2 separate regions of the Homo sapiens genome follow, and region 2 is linked to region 1. Evidence: chromatin contacts called from ENCODE Hi-C or POLR2A ChIA-PET data. All regions are on one chromosome and are shown on one strand. The core of a region is the stretch at or near the end of the contact, and the rest is flanking DNA. Distances in the headings are between cores, read along the strand shown.

Region 1 (4,384 bases), core at 1,288-3,787:
TCTGGGCTCCTTATATATTATGGTGATTAATCCCTTGTCAGATTGGACATCCTTTCCTTTTGGAGTGGCATTCGTAGTGAATTAAGTTCTGGATAAAGGAGTTGCCTTTGCTTCATGTTTAGTACCCATGTTGACAACCTGCTCTGTTAAAATTAAAAGTAATATTAATAATCGTGGCAGGTCATGAACAAAATCTGTTGGTATCACTAAATATTCATGCATTCTGCAGCCCTTATGTTCTGTTTACAGTTCTAGTAATTAAGTAGCTCAGAGCTTAGAGAAATAACTGAGTTTAATAACAATTATGAAATTTTAAAAGGTAGCATTTACATAATGCAAATAAGGTAATTAATTACAACCCTGGAGAGAGTTCTTGCCTGCTGGTGAACTCTAAGCCCACAATATTCACATTAGGTAAGCTTTACCTTTTTTCTTTCAATGACATTGACCTTCCAACTGTCCATGGAAAGAGGACTACACCTTGGGGATTTAGAGGGTGTGAGCCTAAATATGGTAACTCTACATCTGATTCACAGGGTGACTTCAGTTTACAGCTAGTGCCTGATATATATAAAGCCCTTTGAATTTCACAATTTTTTTTCTTGTACATGGTCTCCTTTAAGACTTATAACCACACAAGGGAAGGGAGGTCAGATTTTACTTTTGAGGAAATAAAGTTACACAAGCAAATGAATACCTTTGGAAACATCTCAGCTGACAAACAGTCCCCTTGAAATGAGAACTGATCCACCATCTATTGGGCCAAAGGAGTGGGCCTCAGGCATGATGTCTAAAATTCATACACACTCTGTTCATACTTTTTGGTGAGGGGGAATTAGCTAGGCCTATCATACCTTCAGCTAGGAATTAAACATGGAAATGAGAATCAGGAATCAGTCTTTCCTTGTGGCTGGACCTATACCATGAAAACTTGGATTATCTTGTCTTCCACCAGGCAGACTGGGAGGTAAAGGAAAAAAAGCTGATTGTCAGAGAGAGAGAAGAAAGGGAAGCAATAATGAAAGAGGAATGGGCCCCTTGTAGTAGCTTTCTAGATCCCCTATCCACTGCCTTTGGGACCCTGTTGGTAACTCTAGTGTGTTTTTATTGTTAAAAGAGTCTCGAGTAAGACAAACATTTTGCCTAAGTCAAAAAACTAATGAGTAACACAGAGTGAGAGAGAACTCAGGTTTTCTAACCACTAATGTATAGTTCTTTCTATAGCACTGCAACTGCCTTTTATATTTCTCAGGCCTCATCCCTCTATTCAGGACCCATCCTCCCTGTCATGAAGATGGAGCCGCCTTAGGGTTCTCGGATCTTAGAGTCTGGCTTCTAGCATGTCCAGATGTACTCTATCAGGATGCTCCTTGATTCATTAAAATGCTATAAGAAGGAAACACAGCCAGCTGCCATTCTCTTTGCTCATCATCTTCCCTGGTGTCAGTCGCACCTCATTGCATTTGGCAACACTCCTGACGTGAGTGACATTAGCTGGAGCACAAATCAGGTAGCATCTGCTGAGGAGCAGAAAAAAAAAATCACAAACACATTTATAAAAGGGAAAATAAAATCAGGGTGACATTCAAGTTGTCTTTTTGATAGTCTCTGTTTCTACATTTGTATTTAAAATAGATGGCTCCATTTCGTGGTGTTCTAATTTACCTGTTTTTGAAGCCTGTTCCTAACCTTTACCTCAGAGGAAACTCACGACATTGAATAAATATAGTAGAACAGGAGTTATAACTAGGGCAACCATGTGGGTCAGTTTGCTGAAGATGACCCCAGTTTAGAGTATTGTCCTAGTATAATTTTTAGTAGACCCTTTTCCCCTTTCAAATATGTCCTGATTTGGATGATAAATAATTTGATCACCTTGGTAACAGTCTCCATTGGATAAACCATCCACCAGTGATACTTAGCATCTACTATGCATGACCAAAGGTGGTGTGTGTGTAATCATGTCACCACTATCTCTTCCTTTAATGAGCTTCAAATTTAGGGTTACCACAATAGCAAAACAGAACGGCAACTCCAGGACTCATCTTAACAGTGGGACCCAGAGAAAACAAGCCAACTGGTTATCAGTTTCCTATTCTTGAAATGAATGCATGCCAAGGCAGGGTATGCATGGGTCAAAGACAGAGAGTCTGGAGACAGACAACTTGGGCTCATAACACTTCCATTTCCTAGTGCTGTGACCATGAGAAGGTTAACTGATTTTCTCAAGCTGCTAATTTCACAAGTATACATATGGATGATAACAGTATATCCTCCTCCTTGTTGGAGTGCTGTGAGGATTAAGTGCTATAATGTGTGGTTGGGTAATTAACATAGTGCCTAGTGGAAACTAAGAGTTCAGTAAATGAGACCTACAGTAGGATCCATAGCAACAAGTGCTTCTTGGATTAAAACTCCTTAGAATCAGCCTTTCTATCTTTCAAACTCAGTGACATATTAGGTAAGGCTAATCATAGAAATCCCATGGTTGGAAGGGCCTGTGCTATTTTCCAACCCGCACTCCCTACCACTCAGTGGTGGATGGTTAGTAGGTAAACAACATTCCTCAGAATCATTCATCACATTTCTTCTCGACATTTTCAAATAGAGTTGTGACAGCAAGGCAAACTGTGTGCTGTAGGCTAAAAAGAACAGATGGTGTCAGAAGAATCTAGCATGTGATAGAAAAACATGGTATGTTTCCATCCAGCATAGGGAGGGGCAGGAACAGTGTGTACTGAAGAGCTCCTCCTTCCAGGTGGTGGGGTGGGAAGAGAAAAAGAGTTGGTGGGGTACCAACAGCAAAGTCCTTTGTGGACAAGGTCTGTCTATACTATAACTTCTCTGGGATTTCTTCCCTGAGTCTAGAAAGATGCTAAATTTTGTTAAATGCTGTTTGAATACGTTTCTTGGAAGTAGACTAGGAACACTTTCCATGACTTGATTGAACAAAGGCCAAAGAACATAGACCCATTAAAGAAAAACAAATATAAAGCCAAGTATTTATTCAAATTATTACCTATTATTATCATAGAAATTAATGGCTAACATTTATTGAACTACATGCCAGATTGAACTAAAAGCTTCGGAAGCATTATCTTATTACGTGTCTACAACTCCACTGTGACATACATGCTGGGATTATCCCAATTTTGCCTCCAAGGAAACTGGTGAAAGAGGCCTAGGGGTAGCACAGCCATTAGGAGGGGCGCCTTTTAACCTAGGTCAGTCTGACTGTTATATATACAATTGTTTTGTGCTCTTGACCATTATGCTGTGATTAACTTGCCAGAAAAATAATCTATTGCAGAACTTGGTAAGCAAAATGCCTTTGGTTATCACTGTGTTTAAGGATGAAGTAATATTAAATAAGAGGAAGAAAAATTAAAATATTGAGGGCTAGAGGACATTTCTGGTTTGGTTGAAACTTTCTCCTGTTCCCAATATGAATTACAGGGCATCTGGCCTTACAGTTGGGTGCCTAGTCTTGTTTCACAAAGAAGATCAATTTATTTTTCTTCAGGAAAACATTCTGAGATTTTAGTGGTATTAAATGCCAGAAAGGTCTTCCTGCTTTTTAACCTAAGATGATCTAAGTAGAGCACAGGAAGTAGGAATTGGAACACAGTTCTTTTTGCTATATTTGGTAACATACCAGTTCCTTATTTGTTTTCTCTTTAGTTTTATTTTTAATTATATAAATATTTGTGATATGACTCTTATATGCCATGCTCTGTACAAACCTATAAATGACATGAAGGTGAGAAAAATAGACACAGTGCCTATCCTCATTAAATGTATTATCTTGATTTTTTCTAATAAAACAAAAAAGATTATAAAATTTTGCCACATTCAATAGTTGAGTGTGTTTAATTGTATTTTATCAATCATGTCTATTTAAAATTTAGTTGCTTGCGTATCTCTCTAAATACGTTCATATGCTATTTTAGAATAAAGCAAGAGAGAAATCAGTAATGCAGCATTTATAGCTGATTGCCTTGATTCAGAAAGATAAGAGGGTCAGAGCTTTACTGAGTGACCTAGAATAAGTTGTTACATTTCTCCAAGCTTATTTACTAATTTAGAAAATGACCCTCTGCCCTCCGTTCCCTACAGGCAAACTGCAAATATATAGTCACTTCCCATGTGAAAATGCATCTGTCCCAGAGTTGAAAAGTACCTGAAGTCAGATGTCTGTGAAGAGCTGGTTTTAGAAGTACAAACTCTGTCTCCTTTTCCTTGTCTACCTTTAGGTGATTTACCTCATTTTGTATTAAGTGAGAGTGTCACTCCATTTTCTATTGACCTTGATGATGGCCCAATGTTAAGATCTAATGAGATGGGTGTGAAGATTCTCTATGAATTTAAGGGTTTCTAGTTGAAC
Region 2 (4,384 bases), core at 609-3,108, 1.0 Mb after region 1:
TGGGTACTATTATTTCCATAATACAGATGAGCAAGCAAAGGTTTCAGAGTTACTAATTAACTTGCCCAAGGGACGAAGCACCGTTTTGAATCTGGCTTGTCCACCATCAAACCCTTTATCCTTAACCACTCAGGTGTCTAGCCCAGAGTAGACACAGGCACGTGAGCCCAAGTGTTCCAGGTGGCCTTTCAGCCCCAGAAATCTCCCCTCACTTGAAAAATAATCTAGAACAATTTTTTTCAGAGGAATCAGTCTTTCTTCCCCAGTCAGAATGAAGTCACTAACTCCAGAGTAAAAGAATGGGGCAAGCGATGCTCTCTGTAAAGTGAATTCTAATGAGGTAAAAGTGGGCAGGTCTCTACTGGAGGAGAGAGGACAGCAGCGAGGAGAGTGGCATGGGAAGTGGAGAGAGCTGCATATGCCCCCACCTCCCCAGTTCTCTGAGAGATATTCCACACAGGAATTCCTGACCCTTGCCCAGCAATTGTTCAATGACTCTGACCATGGAAAGCATACGAGAAAAAGTACGCCAGAAAAGTTGTATCATGGTCGGTAGACCAGAGACAACAGAGAAACTGGCTGCAAGTCTCAGCATCACTCAGAAAGCCTTTGTTCCCAAGGCACTATTAAGTATCAGGCAGACAGAGATTCCTGAGACACAGCTCCTGTCCTCACAGGAAGGACTCACTGGATAAGATGGGAGGCAAACCCAGGCAGGCTAGCATTGATGCAAGATGCTGAGTGCCATAACAAACGTCTAAGCAGCTTGCTTTAGGTGTAGTGTGAAGGGAGGATCAGACATAGTTAATTCTAACACGAGGTAGGAAGTGTTAAGTGTGCTAATAGCAATACAAGCCAAGAACTATGAGAGCCCAGCGAAGGATGGATTAATTCTGACTGGGACTCTCACAGAAGAGGTGGTGTCTAAGTGGGACCTTGAAGGATTGGAATGAGAGATAGAGCAGTGATGAGATTCTGCTCATCACAGGGGAGTTGGTGTAAAGAGGAAAGTCTATTTGCCTGTGCTTGCTTTTCCGAAGGCAGGACGGCTACAAGCATGGAGCTGAAGTTCAGACTGACCTGGCTTTGATTTCTGTGTCTGTCATTTCTGTGTGCCCTTGAACTTTCATATTTTCCTCTGTAAATGGAGATTCTAGTACCTTCTTCATGGCATTGTGATTGGGAACAATTACATTACAACATGTTTAGTAATGCAAGTGTTTAAGTACATGTTCAATAAATGATAGTTTTTATTGTCTGTGCTATGACTATTTCAGTGAACATTATCTCAGTCTTCTGGGTAGCATCTGAGGCTAATTGGCCACTGTTAGGCAATTTTAAAAGTTAACGAAATGCACCTACAACTTCATCTGCATTTGTCCTCTCTTCAGATCCTTGTATATGAGCATCTTTGCCTATTCTTGGATCATAGTCTTGCTTTTTTGTTTTTGATTTGTTTGTGGGTTTTTTTTCTATACAATAGAGCAAATTATTGATTCCTTTTTATAATTTCCTCTTCCTGTTCTAAAGTCCTACCTTGGATGGTCCACTCTTTGTTGTGTGTTCAGATCCAGTAGTGAGTGCAGAAGGACAGTTACCATAGTCAGCCTCTCAGTTAGAATTCTGTCGTGTCTACAGACCAGCTTTGTTCCTCTCCTAGTCACCACTATGCTGCTGAGAATCATCATAGAATATGGGAACTGCAGGCAACTGCAGCCAAATCTTTTGTTTTACCAATGAGAACCTCCAGCCCAGGGACAGGAAGAAAATTGTCAAGTTTGTACAGAGAGACAGGCAGGGGTGGGCCTGTGTACTAGTCCTCAAGTGTGCTGACTCACAGGCCAGTGCCCTGGATGGTTTGCATGCCCTTTCTGCTTTTCTTCCGCAGACTTAGGCTGTGAGGAGGGCAAAAATGCCTTTCCTCCTCCTCATTTCCTCTTCCCTCCCCCTTCCTCCCTGCTTTGGGTAAAGCTGAAACATGCAGCTCGTGCTTCCACAAGGCATCCTCAGCATGCTTTTCACAGCACCCTCTGCTGACTCCGGGGCCTTCACAGCTTGCAGCCCAGTTGACAGCCAGTGAAGTGAGAAGATTGGAAACACTTTAAACTGTCTCAGCATTGAAGAAAGTGAGAAGAAGGCAGGTGGGAAACGTCTGTGATGAGCGACATTGTAGAGAGTTAACAAAAACTGGGAGACTTTCAGGGTTTCCTTCTCCTGCTCCCCTGAAACCAAGGATTATAAATACTTTCAATCTTACAGGACAACTCTAGCTGTGCAGTGGTGACTAGGTTGAAGAGGATTTGGAAGCGGTACTTGGGCTCCGTGTACACACACTTGGGAACACATGCACACACGCATTTATGCATTTGCACTATGTAGTAGGCATTTCTGCCTTGGACTTTTAAAAACATGCTTGCCCTTTAGGATCCTCATCTTGGAAATCTGCCCTCTTCTCCCTCTTTAAGGGATTGCCCTTCCCTCTGAATGTGCAGAACATGCTGTTCTTCTACTGCAGAATTTATTTCATTTTCTCATGCAATTTTTATTAGTGGCTCATAAGTGTGTCTTTCATCGCATTGGAATGACCCTCTTAGAGGCAAGGGTCTTGACTGTTGTTTTCCCCATACTATACCACATACACTATGTTGAATTGATAAATTTACTTATTCAGTGAATGTTTTGGTATTATAATAGACATGTTGCAAGGTAGTTTAGCAAAGTGATAAGGACTCATGTGGAATCAGACATACAGGGGTTTGAATTGTAGCTCCACTATTATCAGTTCTGTGACCCCTGCCTACCTATGTTTTAGTCCCTCTTTTGTTAAATGGCAATAATAATAAAGTACACCCTCTTAAGCTGTTACAGAGATTAAAAGAATTGATGAAAGTAAAATGTGTAGTCTATTTTCTAGCATTAAAGTGCTCAGTATATGCAAGCACCTATTAGTAATTAATGTTAGAAATAATAATGATAATTATCATCATCATCATCATCATCATCATTTGTTGCCACTGTGGCTGTGCCAGGTTCTCCAGATCCTCAATGATCCCCTTTCTTTTCTTAGATATGTGAGGGAGATAAGCAAAGGAATATATTGAAGAGAAAAAGCCCAATGTTTATTACTGCGTGGCTGTTGCTATGCTGTGGGCTTCTATGAGCTGGAGGACCCAAGAAAGCTACTTTCCCTGTGGCCCTCACCTATTCTTGGCTGTCTGGATCTCAGCACTATGGGGATCAGAAGAGGCCACCCCAAAACAATAGGAAATAAAAAGGAATTTTTGCCCAATGCTTTGAACAAGGCAGGTCCAAGCTTCCCACCTCAGATCTTCAGAGTGAAGTCCCCTCCCTCCCATGCTCAAAGCAGCTCTAGACCTGCACAGCACCCTCAAAGAAGCAAATCCAGCAGAGATTTTATGGCTTTAGCACCATCTGGCCTTATCTCCTTAGCTGTCTTGAAGGAGACAATAGAGGGTGGAGGAGAAGTAATCATCCTAAAACCAACAGGTGGCCCCAGTTGTAGGCTATGTAGCAGCATGGCTGTGGTGGTGGTGGTTGCTTGGTGTATGTGTGGAAGTGCAAGGGAAGTCTATAATGCAGTGTTCTGAGTGTGTGCAGAACCTATGGAGGAAATCAGAACTTGAGATAGAGAAACAAGTCCTGTTAATGGTAACGCCATTTGGATCTGGAAATAACTGTGTTTGCATAGTCCATGTCTGTTCTCTTACAGATGAGGAAACAAAAGCTCTTCATTTAAGGAGAGAAATAGTCCACTCTCTTGTTTACTCTTTTACTTGACATTGATTGAACCTCTCAATGGCAAAGACTGTGTTGTGCATTAGATAGATATGCTGAGAAATGAGAAAGAGGCTGTGCCCTCAAAAATTTGTCCTAAAAGGGGAACATCTAGATAATCAATGAGCTAATAAATGATTAGATACAGTGTTGTCCCTTCAACCATCTCTTTGGATTCACCACATTCTCCACACTCTCTCTAAAGACTCCCACTCATGCCCCTGGTGAGTCAAAAGCTCCTGGCCAGTAGCCTCTTCTCTGATCAACTCATATATTTCTGCTCATATCACCTTTGCTGGTGGCATACCAGAATCAAGAATCAATTCTGTTTGTTTTCAAACCTGTTTATATTTCTGTGTTTTTATTATACTTGGACAATTTAATTAAAATGATGTGAACTAGTGAAATATGAGTGCAAAAGAAAGTCTTTTTTCTGAAACTAAATACTTTTGAAAGGCTATCGGATGAATCACTAAAATCATTGTAATATTAGGTATCAGAGAGACGACTCTAAGGTTGGGGAAAAGCATGGAAGAAAATCTAAACTTATATTTATTTTATAAGTGCCTTCAAGTTCCTGATATCAAAA

The links. A loop is a pair of places that touch in the nucleus more often than their neighbours do. ChIA-PET counts read pairs that join two places held with the same protein, here RNA polymerase II (POLR2A). Pooled maps may share reads with other maps.
Region 2: a map of ascending aorta shows a loop between it and region 1 (2.4-fold over the local background). The contact joins two enhancer-like sites. A Hi-C loop is called at or near these places in 1 of 168 maps with a recorded cell type or tissue (ascending aorta) and 3 of 50 pooled maps. POLR2A ChIA-PET finds 5 or more read pairs at or near these places in 1 of 52 experiments (activated T-cell).

The regions. Positions count from the first base shown.
Region 1 is chr5:152,629,959-152,634,342 of GRCh38, forward strand. All of the region lies in intron 4 of LINC01470 (long intergenic non-protein coding RNA 1470), which reads right to left. Among named protein-coding and RNA genes, the nearest start is that of NMUR2, 230 kb to the left of the region's middle. Within about 2 kb of position 2,538, at least 2 of the 41 ENCODE cell types and tissues checked have a DNase peak (open chromatin) inside an H3K27ac peak, as active enhancers do; they include ascending aorta, where a contact is called at or near this core.
Region 2 is chr5:153,627,278-153,631,661 of GRCh38, forward strand. All of the region lies in intron 2 of GRIA1 (glutamate ionotropic receptor AMPA type subunit 1), which reads left to right. Among named protein-coding and RNA genes, the nearest start is that of GRIA1, 140 kb to the left of the region's middle. Within about 2 kb of position 1,859, at least 7 of the 41 ENCODE cell types and tissues checked have a DNase peak (open chromatin) inside an H3K27ac peak, as active enhancers do; they include ascending aorta, where a contact is called at or near this core.